Linked DNA regions of Homo sapiens: all the other regions are linked to region 2. A link is a contact called in ENCODE Hi-C or POLR2A ChIA-PET data. All regions are on one chromosome and are shown on one strand. Each heading gives the region's core, a stretch centred on a gene start or an enhancer-like site at or near the end of the contact. The rest is flanking DNA. Distances are from core to core; before and after follow the strand shown.

Region 1 (3,416 bases), core at 907-3,406, 600 kb before region 2:
GACACACACTCTAGGGTGCCATGGCCGAGCGCTGGGCCGGGGAAGGGCCATGAGCCAGGACTCCTGCTCTAGCTGCCAGGCCTGACTTGCATTTTCTTTAGGCTATTTCCAGGTGTTTGAGCCACTGGATTTGGAAATGGAAAAGTGCTTGCTTCCCAGGACCATGAGGATCGAGGAGAAGAGAAAGTCAATAAATTCATGCTGTGGTGGTTTGGGGACCAAGCCCTTATCTCAATGATCCCCACCTTGAGTGCTCAGTTACGAAAAGAGGCTCAGAATGCAGACACCTTTTGCTACTTTGGACTGCAAGTTCCTCTCTTTGAAGCCCTGCAGCTCTTAAGGTTTTCTGCGACCCTACCAAGGAAATGACCTGTGTGAAGCAAGAAGAGATTTACACCAGGAAGTCCAATCTGGAGTTCTTTCTTGGATGTCAAGAACTTTTACTTGAGCCTTTGTGGGCCGTGTTCCCTGCACCTTAGTCCCGCTGTAAGTGATGTCAGGTCTAGGAGGGCTAAGGTGAAGGAGAGGGAAGGAGGAGGTAACAGCATAAAAGAGGCAGAAGTTCAGCGGCATCATCAGTGAGTAAGGATGCACAAGATTTGAATAGGGTTGATTGAAGTGATGAATTTGATGAGAATACATGAAGAAAGTGAGAGTAGAGAAGGGACATTCATGCTGTATGTACACTGAACAAAGACTCAGAATCACAGAGATTTGGGGTTGCTCTTGGGGTTCTTTGGTCCAACGCCTCATTCTGTGCCCAGACTCCCTCCTCAGCAGCCCTTCTAGGTGTTTCTTCAGCCTCAGCGCACACACCTGCAGGGAAGGGGAGCTCCCTCCCTCCCAAGGCAGCTCATTTCTTCCACGGACAGTTGGGGCTGTCAGGTGTGTCAGAAAGTTCTTCCTTATCTGGAGGTGGAATGTGCCTCCTTCTGGGTTTCCACCCACTGGTCCTAATTCTGCCATGGTAGCAACACAGAGCACATCGACTCTTTTTCTGTGTGGCAAGTCCTTTGTTATCTGAACACAAGGCTCATGGTGTCCCTTGGCATCTTGCTTTTCCAAGGTCACCACTGCCCTGGTAGGGGGTGGGGGTTATGGCTGTCATCCTGTTGGTGGCCCATCAGCAGTTTTCTATTCGCCATTAGAGTTAACCTTTATTAGTATAGATAAAGGAGTGCTGACAAGACCTCTTTTCATGCTCAACATCCACTGAGCACCTCTTGGCAGGTGGGGAGGGAATCCAGCCTTGTGCCAGGTGCTTCTGGAAACCTAAGGGTAGCAAGATGTGATTCTTTACATCGAGAAGCTCAGGCTTGGTTAGGGGGGACAAAATAGGTGACCTCTGGGTGCTGTGTATTGGGCTTACTTTGGTGAGGCAGTAGCTATCCAGGGGTTATTGCAAGAGCAGAGTGAGTGAAGCCCAGAGTGGGAGATCCTGCAGATGCCCCCTTTGTCTTCTGGTGCCAGGATCCCAAAGGCATGGGCGATGTGGCAAGAGGGGGGCTGGAGGGAATGTAGGCCCACATTGTGGGAGTCTCCCACCCAGCTCTCGGTGAATGGCATAACTTATGGCCCTGCCTCAGTCTCTGTCCTTGTTTCCCCATGGGCTACTGAGCTGAAAAAAGGGGCTGGGGATGGGGGGAAACAGCCCTGGAAATAGCCTCTTTCAGAATCATTAGGCTGAAAGGTGAAAGCTGGAAACTGCTTTGTCGATTGTTTTTAAACTCTCTGTCTTTATCTTGCTGGTCCCTGTCCTCTTTCTTCTTTGCCTCCCTCCTGCCGCTGCGCATCTCGCTTCTGGGCTCCGGCCGCAGCCCCCCTCCCTCTCGGTACCTTGCAACAGGCTCTGGAGATTGAGCTGCGCCTCCCGAAGCAGCTCCTCTACACTCGGGGGCCTGCCCGAGGAGAGGAACACGTTCACTGGCTGTCGCCATGACGACCTCGAGTGGGCAGTCGCTGTCGCATTTTCCCGACCCGAGTTAGCTGCAGCTAGGGAAGGAGAGAGTCAGTGAGAGGCGCAGGCGAGCTGGAGGGGAGCGGCGCGCGGCGGCCAGTGGGCGCCCGCGGTTCCCCAAGGCCCGCCCCTGCGTGGGGTGGGGGGAGTGCGAGGCTGCGCTTAAAAGGCGGGGAATCGCCGGCCGCAAGATTTTTCCTCGACAGATCCTGCCGCAGTCCGCTCCCTCCCGCTCCGCTCGCCCCTGCCCGCCCGCCCGCCCGGTCGCGCGGTCGCCGCCGCCACCGTGTCGCCCGCATCCTCCGCCTGGCGCCTCCGGGCCCCGTGCCTCCGCCCGCCCTCTCCGGCCCCGGCGACGAGGTAACGCGCCCTGGGCCGAGCCGCCGGGCCCTCCGCCCAGAGCGCCGCCCTCCGAGCTCGCCCCGGTGGGTGTGGCCCGGCCTGGCCCGTGCCCCGCTGCCGCACTTCGGTCCCTCCCGAGCCCCGCCGCCGCATTTCGGCCTCCTCCGGCCGCCCGTAGTTCCAGTTCCCCTTTCCCCACCACGGAGCCCCAGGGCCCCTGGGCTTGTCGAGATGTCTGAGGCGTCAGGAAATCTCAACAGCCTCCGCATGGCGAATGTGGCCCTGCGCGAAGAATTAAATGCCCTTCGCGGGGAGAATGCCAATTTGGGCCTCCAGCTCGGGAGAGCCCTGGCCGAGGTTAATTCCTTGCGGGGCAATGTCTCCAGCTACATCCGCTGGCCAGTACCCATAGTGCCCGTCCTTGCGGAGGAGAACTTGGAGTTCGCGCTCAGTGAGATCGAAGTCATTCCCGGGGGAGAACTGCCCTTCTTGTGCCGGCCTCCCCCACGCGCGGAGCCCGACTGTATCTCGGATGATCTTTTGATTAACGTGATCCAGGATCGCAGCACCCCCGACGGGCCCGCTGACCCCCCTCTGCTGCCCATCCCGCCCCCGCCGGCGCTGCCTCCGCCCGCGTCAAAGGAACCGCCCCCGCAACCCCCTCTGGCACCGCTGGAGCGGCCTGAGATAGAGCCCTTTTCAGGAGACCCAGTCTACCTGGCTGAATTCCTGATGCAGCTAGAGACCTTCATAGCCGACCATGAGGTTCATTTCCCCGGGGGCGCCGAGCGGGTGGCCTTTCTGATCTCCTTTTTCACTGGCGAAGCCAAGGACTGGGCCATCTCGGTCACCCAGGAAGGAAGCCCCTTGCATGCCAACTTCCCGCGCTTCCTGGATGAAATCCGTAAGGAATTCTGTGGCCCCATCCCCCCACGTGTGGCTAAAAAGGCCATTCGCAAGCTCAAGCAGGGCCACTGTACCCTCGGCAGCTATGCAGATGCTTTTCAGTTCCTGGCCCAATTCTTGTCTTGGGATGACTGCCGCCTCCAAAACCAATTCCTCAAAGGCCTGTCGGAATTCTTCCGCAAAGAGCTCTTATGGTCAACAGAAATGGCCG
Region 2 (3,358 bases), core at 437-2,936:
ACTTTGTCACTTTTCAATGCCGCTTATCTGCTATTTTAACACTTGAAACGACAGCTTTCTCAAATAAATAACACATTAAAAAGGGCAAGCTAGTACAGAATCCAGTACAGAATCTTAAACCTTTGAAAATCACGGTGGAGACGTGGGGAGAGGAGCACGGACTAATTATTAATCCCACTCCCTACAATTACGGATAAGACACTATTGACGATTCACCTACTACTTACAGCACAACTTCCAGGAACAGTAGCTAAAACCCTCCACACATCTCAACTGAGAAACAACCAAAAAATAACCTCGCGGGAAACCTCAGAAGCGCAGCCCAATTCCCCACCCCCTTCCGCCCAAATCGCCTCAATATGGAAAGGCAGCTGAAGGACACTCCTACAATTTGGTTGTTTTCGTATTTTCAGTACCAAATGCTCGCGACTGAAGTGTCTAAAAGGGCAACCGCCTTGTACTTGTGCAGCTACACTCCAGTTGCTTTACAAACTCTTCAAGCAGGGATGGAAACTTAAAAGAATATTACACCCTGTGAATAAAGAGATACTGGGCTGAAGAATGGGGATGGCAGACCCAGAGGCGGCGGCGGAGGAATACATCGAGAAAGTAACACAAAGCGAGAATTGGGCGGGCAGGGTGGTCAACGCCAAAGCAGCAGCATCGGGGTGGTTTCTCCCCCAAGGATAGGAAGTGAACAGGGCTGGCAACCTCGCGAAGGGAAGGGTGTGGTTCCCCGCGGACAGGGTGGGAAATCCAGGCTGAGGGCAGCGGTGGAATTGGGCGATGGCAAAGGAAACCCCTGGAAATTTCCAATCTAAACCGGGACCGCTCAACCGAAAGAACACCAGAAAGGCACTGCCTAGCAGGGTGCTGCTCAATGTCCCCTCTTCTCGAGGTGACTTGTGGCACCATCGACGAGCTTTTGATCGTCCTCGGGTGATGCAAAGTGAGGATATGATTACATCGGAACGGCACCCCCGCCCTAGATTGGCAGAGAAGGACCAAATCTGGCTAAGGGGAAAAGACTGGGGGGGGAGATGAAGGAGGAGATGGAGGGGAAAAAGGAGAGGCGATGAGCTGGAATTAGGGGAGAAAACCGCTGCAAAGGAGTGAAAGGGCAGGGATTCCAATGCAGTCCATTCCACGACATTCTAAGCGCGCACGTGTGATAAAAGCGCCTGGAGAGAGTGGAATGCTAGAACATTTACGAAATAAAAACAAAGCAAGAAAGGCAGCAAAAAGCAAGCAAGGGAGGAGGAGGAAATGTTCGGGAAGCGGACAACAGCGGAAAACCCGATGTGATCAGATGCCAGTAGACCACGAAAAGCTTAGCAATGTCACTGATGTAATGGGGATGGTTCGAGGGAAGGGAGGGAAGGAGTGATACAAGGTAGAGGACGGCGCGAGACCCCAAGGGGGCATCTGCCAAGGTAGAACGGGACACCGGTACCTGTGCTGTCGGCCACGTTGCCCACGGAAGACGCCATCTGGAGCTTCTCGAGGGAGAGCAAAAAAGAGGTAATTGGTCCTGCTGCCGCCACTACCAGCAAGAACGTATTTGGAGGTAGTAGTACAAGGGCAGCAGCCGTAGCAATGCTCTGGAGGGCTTGAGCGGCGGCAGCAGTTACAGGCTTCAAACCCTGGGAACTCTAATTGACCATCTACCTAGTACGGTCTTGAAATGGCGGCGACGGCTCCTCGGCCGAAACAACATGGGCCGGAACTACTTTCTGTTACAATCAAGTGCCCGCGCGGAGGTAGCCGGTAACCAGCGCCGCCAACAAAATGACTTCAAGCTGCAAAGTCGAGATTCCATGTAGTCCTCCGCGCAGCGCCCATTGCGACAAACACCACGGTGGAGACCGCGCATGCGAGCAGCCCTGTCAACCCGACTCGTGGTTAGGGCACTCTCTGGGGCGGAAGCGGCCAAGTTTCTTAAGAGTGTAGCGGAAGGGTAAAAACAAACACACACGGGACGGATACGTTTTTGCCACCGCGATTAAGAAGAGTGTTTGTTACTTAGCAGGTGGTGTCGTTTTAAACATAAATGCCAAAGGCGTCTAAAAAAGTTTATCAACTGTATTCGTACAAAAACGGATGGTTACGACTCTCACGGATCAATTCTGAGCCAGTCAATTCAGAAGATTGCCTCTCAAAGACAGCTGCTCAAAACGAGGAGCGAGAGGGTTCCGATTTGAGCCCGTCTTCATTGTGACTCGGCCATCGATTTCAGCACTTCGATGAAAAAGACTGAAGCTTTCACAGGGCCAGTTGAATGCAGACACCTTCAATGTTGGCCGTATAGCCTGAAATTTCAAAATCGTTTTGGTATTCAGAATACTCCTGCCCACGGTGATAGGGCAAATGTTTAATAACTCAGGGACATGCTGGGCGTTTGCACTCCGAAGGCAGCCATAAAAATGTTAAAGGTGATTCACGTTCGTCAAAATCCATGACTCTCCTCGAGTTGTGACTTCATTTCCACCAGCTAGCTCTGCACATTGTCACAGTCGGCGATTCCACTGAGCTCAAAGCAGATCAACAATGATAAATGAATTCACTTGCCATCTGCCTAAACCACACGTCTAGATTGAGTCATGAATTGCCTCTACTTCCTTGAACAAATCGGTTCTTACGATCTTCCTGCAGTTTCAAGTCTACTGTTCAGACATTTTGTCACATTGGTATTTATACTTCACCTCTTGTTCTAGAAACGACTTAAGGTAGCTTGCCACATCAGCAAGAAAGTATTACAAGCCACTGGAGGCTACAAGTTGGATCTCTGAGAGCCTTTTTATTTCAAAAAGTCCTTGATCTAAGAAAGCAGGTCAATGAATTTCTTCAAAAAGTTTTTGCTACCTAGCCCCTTCACTACATTTTTTAAAACTAAGTCCTCAAATTCTGCTTAAATTTCTTCAAAACAGTCAACAAACAATTAATTATGGAAATGGCACAGAGAAAATTCATAATGCTAATTTCTTCCATCCCATAATCAAGAGTCACATCATGCAGTGAAAAAGACAAAAATCACTACACAAACTCTCCTGAAAATTGAGCACCAACCTCTTGTAATTTGATTTAACTGGTAAAACCTCCCCCCCGCACACACACACCTACTACAAGTTCCCTATCTGTAATGAGTAAACTCAGCTTTTCAACTTTTAGAAGAGACTTCTCAGATTCCACTGGCAGATGTTTAGGCCTTGCTGATGAGCGGGTGCTAGCTAATTAACAAAAACTCTTTTTGTTGTTAAATGCAGGTCATGTTCCTAATTCTTCAGCCAATAAGTAACATTTACTAGAGTCTCTATGTGCAAGGCACTGTGGGGGGCACAAAAATGAACAGAAATCCTCG
Region 3 (3,710 bases), core at 62-2,561, 570 kb before region 2:
TCCAAGCTTTCCCAGGCGTGGGACTTTGCTAGGTCAAGAGGAGCTACCTGGGCTTGATAGCTGCCACTAGGGAGGGAAAAGTTGGCAAGAAGCTGTTTTTAGTTTCCTCCAGATGTCTGCTGGCCTAGGACCCTTTGGCTCTGTCCCCCGGGAAGGAATGTTTGTCCTAGGCAGCCTCTGCTTTGCTACTGGAGCTAGGGAGTGGGTACTCCCATCTGGGGCAAGAGAATGTGCCAACTCCTACTGTGCTTTTGCGGGTTAATCATTTCCAGGTAGGAGCTGTCACGAGTCACCCTGGTGTTCACCTCCATTGCTTTCCATGAACCAGTCTAGTTTCCTAAAAATACCTGCTCCCTATTTCCCAGGCCAAAATGCTCCAGGAAATGCCTGCAGCCCACGATTGTCAGATAAGTGGCTTCTTCTGTTAGTTTGACCTGTATTCTGATGAAAGGGATTACTAATACTGCAAGAAACAATATTCTGTGACTTACAAATTATATCTGTTAAGAATAATGAATACTTATATAGGGCTATTTATTATACTTTATAGTTTATAAAGGCTACTTTATATATTAGGTTGAACCATACAAATTTGCTGGCATTTAAATGCTTTGGACAGTTTCATAGGATTCAACCTAACACATTTTCTCATTTATTCCTCACCATAATGCTGGGTAGGTATTTTTAGCCCCATTTTACAGAGTAGAGTACTAAATCTTAAGAGTGGTGAAATGACTTTTGACTAAGATTATATATACAGGAAATAGCAGGGTTGAGACTTGAACTAAGTCTGTCTGATGCCAACTCTCATGCTCTTGGTTCTCGAGGTAGGATGATTCAGCCTGGAAGACCACTGCAAGGCTTCGAGACTCCTAGACTACCCTCAGGAATCCCCTGGCTGGTTTCTCTTGTCACCTTTTCTTAGTGGGAGAGATCAGCAGGTGCATAGATGCCTGCAAATAGAAGGTTCTAAAGTGATGAGGTGACAAGTTCTAGTTTTAAGGCTTTGGGAGCCCTGAGGAGGTACAACAAAGACAATATCCAAAGCATGTTAATTCACCCATGCATTTATCCGTCCAAGAGAATGCTACTGGGTAGCTCCCATGCACGTGACAGGCTCTGCACTAGGTGCTAAGTTAGTGCAGAGCCTAGGCTGCCAACATTCAGGGAAGAGGCTTAATCAGCAGGGCTTCTACGCTTTGGCCAGCCTCAGGAGGGGGCTGAAGCAGTAGAGGCTGGGGTGAGATCACCATGTGCATGGGACTTAGATTTCCTGTGACACTGCTCTGTCTTCCTAGCCCAGGCATGATTTGGGAGGCCACAGCTTGTGTGACCAAGCAGAAAGAAGCTGGGCTGTTGCCTGGTGCTTCAGGAGTCTGATACCACTGAGAGTTTCTAGGCTGCAGGGCTGGAGGAGGCAGCAGTAGGAAGGGAAAAGGAATGCTGGTGTTCCACTCCTCGGCCTGGTAATGGGGAAGCTGGCAGGTGGGGCCGATGAAAAAGAGCTCCCTCCCAGGCAGCCACAGGAGGAAATTCCTTTCTCCTGTGCCTAGCTGCTCTGAACCCTCGGCTCCACCATGGGGTTGGGTCTTGTAGCTGGCCAGCTTGGGGAGAAAAGGCTGGGGGAGGGCTCGTTTAGAACTTAGGCAGTGGGCATGCGACCGCCACCTTTGTTTGGGGACAGCATGTTGTCCCGTGGGAGATAATCACATTTCTCAGCTTCCTGTCAATCCAGGGGCCGAGCACCCAAGCCTGCTGTGGAGTCCAAATGCTTCCCAAACCTGGCCTGACTCAGGCCAGGGCAAAACTGGCTGCTCCACCTGTCCCCAGTGCTCTCCAGCCACCTGCCTCCTCCCATTCTGCCGACACCCACCCAGACACCAAACCCCGAGCTCAAACCCTGATGCGAGTCTTCTTGCAGGATGCAATTGAGCCCATGCTTACCATTCCAGGCTCTAAGCTGTGCCGCCATGGCTGTCACCACTGCCGCCCAGGAGCACAGTGGCTCTGGGGCCACAGAGTTAAGATCTCACAGTTGAGTAAGCCACAATGTGGGTTCTTCACACCACACCCTCCCCAACCACAGTGGTAGGGATTTCCTCAGAGCCCCGTTGCCACACACTCTGCTTTTGAAAAAAAAAAAAAAAAGGAAACAGGCATTGGGTTTTGAGTGTGATGAGACGCTGTGAACAGAGATGCCTCTGAAAGCAAAGAAAGGGGAACCTGTGACAGACCTCAGATAATCACCTCGTGAGCACTCAGGCTCTTTCTATATCTCTGTGGCCATGCTACGGCTTGTGGAAAGGCCAGGGCCATTTGTACAGCAATATGCCACATAATGGCATGTAAGTTAACACAGCAGTCCCCAACCTTTTTGGCACTAGGGACTGGTTTTGTGGAAGACAATTTCTCCACGGACTTGGGTGGGGGCATGGATTCAGGATGAAACTGTTCCACCTCAGATCATCAGGCATTAGTTAGATTCTTATAAGGAGCAAGTAATTGAGATCCCTCACATGCACAGCTCACAGTAGGGTTCCTGCTCCTATGAGAATCTAATGCCGCTGCTGATCTGACAGGAGGTGGAGCTCAGGCGGTAATGCTCGCCCGCCTGCCACTCACCTCCTGCTGTGTGACCCAGTTCTTAACAGGTCATGGACTGGTACGGGTCCATGGCCCAGGGGTTGAGGACCCCTGCTTAATGGACTGCATATATGACAACTGCATATATGACAGTGGCCCCATTAGATGATACCATAGTTTTGCTCTATCTTTTCTAGGTTTAGTTATGTTTAGATACACAGATAAGTACCATCGTGTTACAACTGCCTGTAGTATTCAGCACAGTCACGTGCTGTATGGGTTTGTAGCCTTGGAGCCATAGGCTGTACCATATAGCCTAGGTGTGCAGCAGGCTACACTATCTAGGTCTGTGTAAGTACACTCTATGATGTTTGCACAATGAGGAAATCACCTAATGACGCATTTCTCTCGTAGCGTATCCCCATTGTGAAGCGAGGCCTGACTGTACTTGGCTCGGCTGTTCTGGTCTGCACTCAACCAGCATACGTTGAATTTATTGGAGTCCACAAACCAAGACCCTGAGAAGCTTCATGAGTTGCCTTGAGTGGTGAAGTTGAGGATTTTGTCCTCAATGTCTGACCTTCTAATCCATTCCTACCAACCACAGAGACACACAGCTCAGGTGACATTTTGAATCTCTCTGCCTGCTCAACTTCCACTGTTCAATACGGTAGCCAGAAGCCACATGTGGCTCTTAAGCTCTTGAAATTGGCAGTCTGAACTGAAATGTGCTGGATGTGTAAAACATACACCAGATTTCAAAGACTGAATATGAAACAAAGAATGTAAAGTATCCCATTAATAATTTTTAATATTTGATTACATTGTAAGACACTATTTTTGATATATTGGAGTAAATTAAATATATTATTAAAATTAATTTCACCTTTTTCTTTTTACTTTTTAAATGTGGCTACTAGAAATGGGGATACTGGTGGCCGGCGTGGCGGCTCACGCCTGCAATCCCAGCACTTTGGGAGGCTGAGGTGGGTGGATCATGCGGTCAGGAGTTTGAGACCAGCCTGACCAATATGGTGAAATCCCATCTCTACTAAAAATACAAATAAAAAATTAGCCAGGTGTGGTGGTGGGGGCCTGTAATCCCAGCTACTCAGGAGGCTGAGGCA

Evidence for each region. Hi-C counts contacts between places; a loop is a spot of excess contacts on that map. ChIA-PET counts read pairs that join two places held with the same protein, here RNA polymerase II (POLR2A). Pooled maps may share reads with other maps.
Region 1: a pooled map shows a loop between it and region 2 (5-fold over the local background). The contact joins the promoter of RTL5 here to the promoter of OGT in region 2. A Hi-C loop is called at or near these places in 5 of 50 pooled maps.
Region 3: a map of natural killer cell shows a loop between it and region 2 (20-fold over the local background). The contact joins the enhancer-like site here to the promoter of OGT in region 2. A Hi-C loop is called at or near these places in 1 of 168 maps with a recorded cell type or tissue (natural killer cell), 1 of 37 single-sample maps with no recorded cell type and 7 of 50 pooled maps. POLR2A ChIA-PET finds 5 or more read pairs at or near these places in 2 of 52 experiments (Panc1 and naive thymus-derived CD8-positive, alpha-beta T cell).

Annotation. Positions count from the first base shown.
Region 1 is chrX:72,130,655-72,134,070 of GRCh38, reverse strand. RTL5 (retrotransposon Gag like 5) reads left to right here and starts at 2,156. Exons shown (of 1, transcript NM_001405151.1): 1 at 2,156-3,416. The coding sequence starts at 2,531. NHSL2 (NHS like 2) reads right to left here. Exons shown (of 8, transcript NM_001013627.3): 2 at 1,837-1,992. RefSeq lists silencers at 2,076-2,135, 2,296-2,365.
Region 2 is chrX:71,531,432-71,534,789 of GRCh38, reverse strand. It overlaps OGT (O-linked N-acetylglucosamine (GlcNAc) transferase), which reads right to left and starts at 1,686. Exons shown (of 22, transcript NM_181672.3): 1 at 1,454-1,686. The coding sequence starts at 1,490. RefSeq lists enhancers at 1,112-1,770, 1,596-1,935, 1,436-2,635.
Region 3 is chrX:72,099,477-72,103,186 of GRCh38, reverse strand. The region is part of intron 1 of NHSL2 (NHS like 2); the gene reads right to left. Among named protein-coding and RNA genes, the nearest start is that of RTL5, 31 kb to the left of the region's middle. RefSeq lists a silencer at 1,951-2,070. Within about 2 kb of position 1,311, at least 7 of the 41 ENCODE cell types and tissues checked have a DNase peak (open chromatin) inside an H3K27ac peak, as active enhancers do; they include natural killer cell, where a contact is called at or near this core.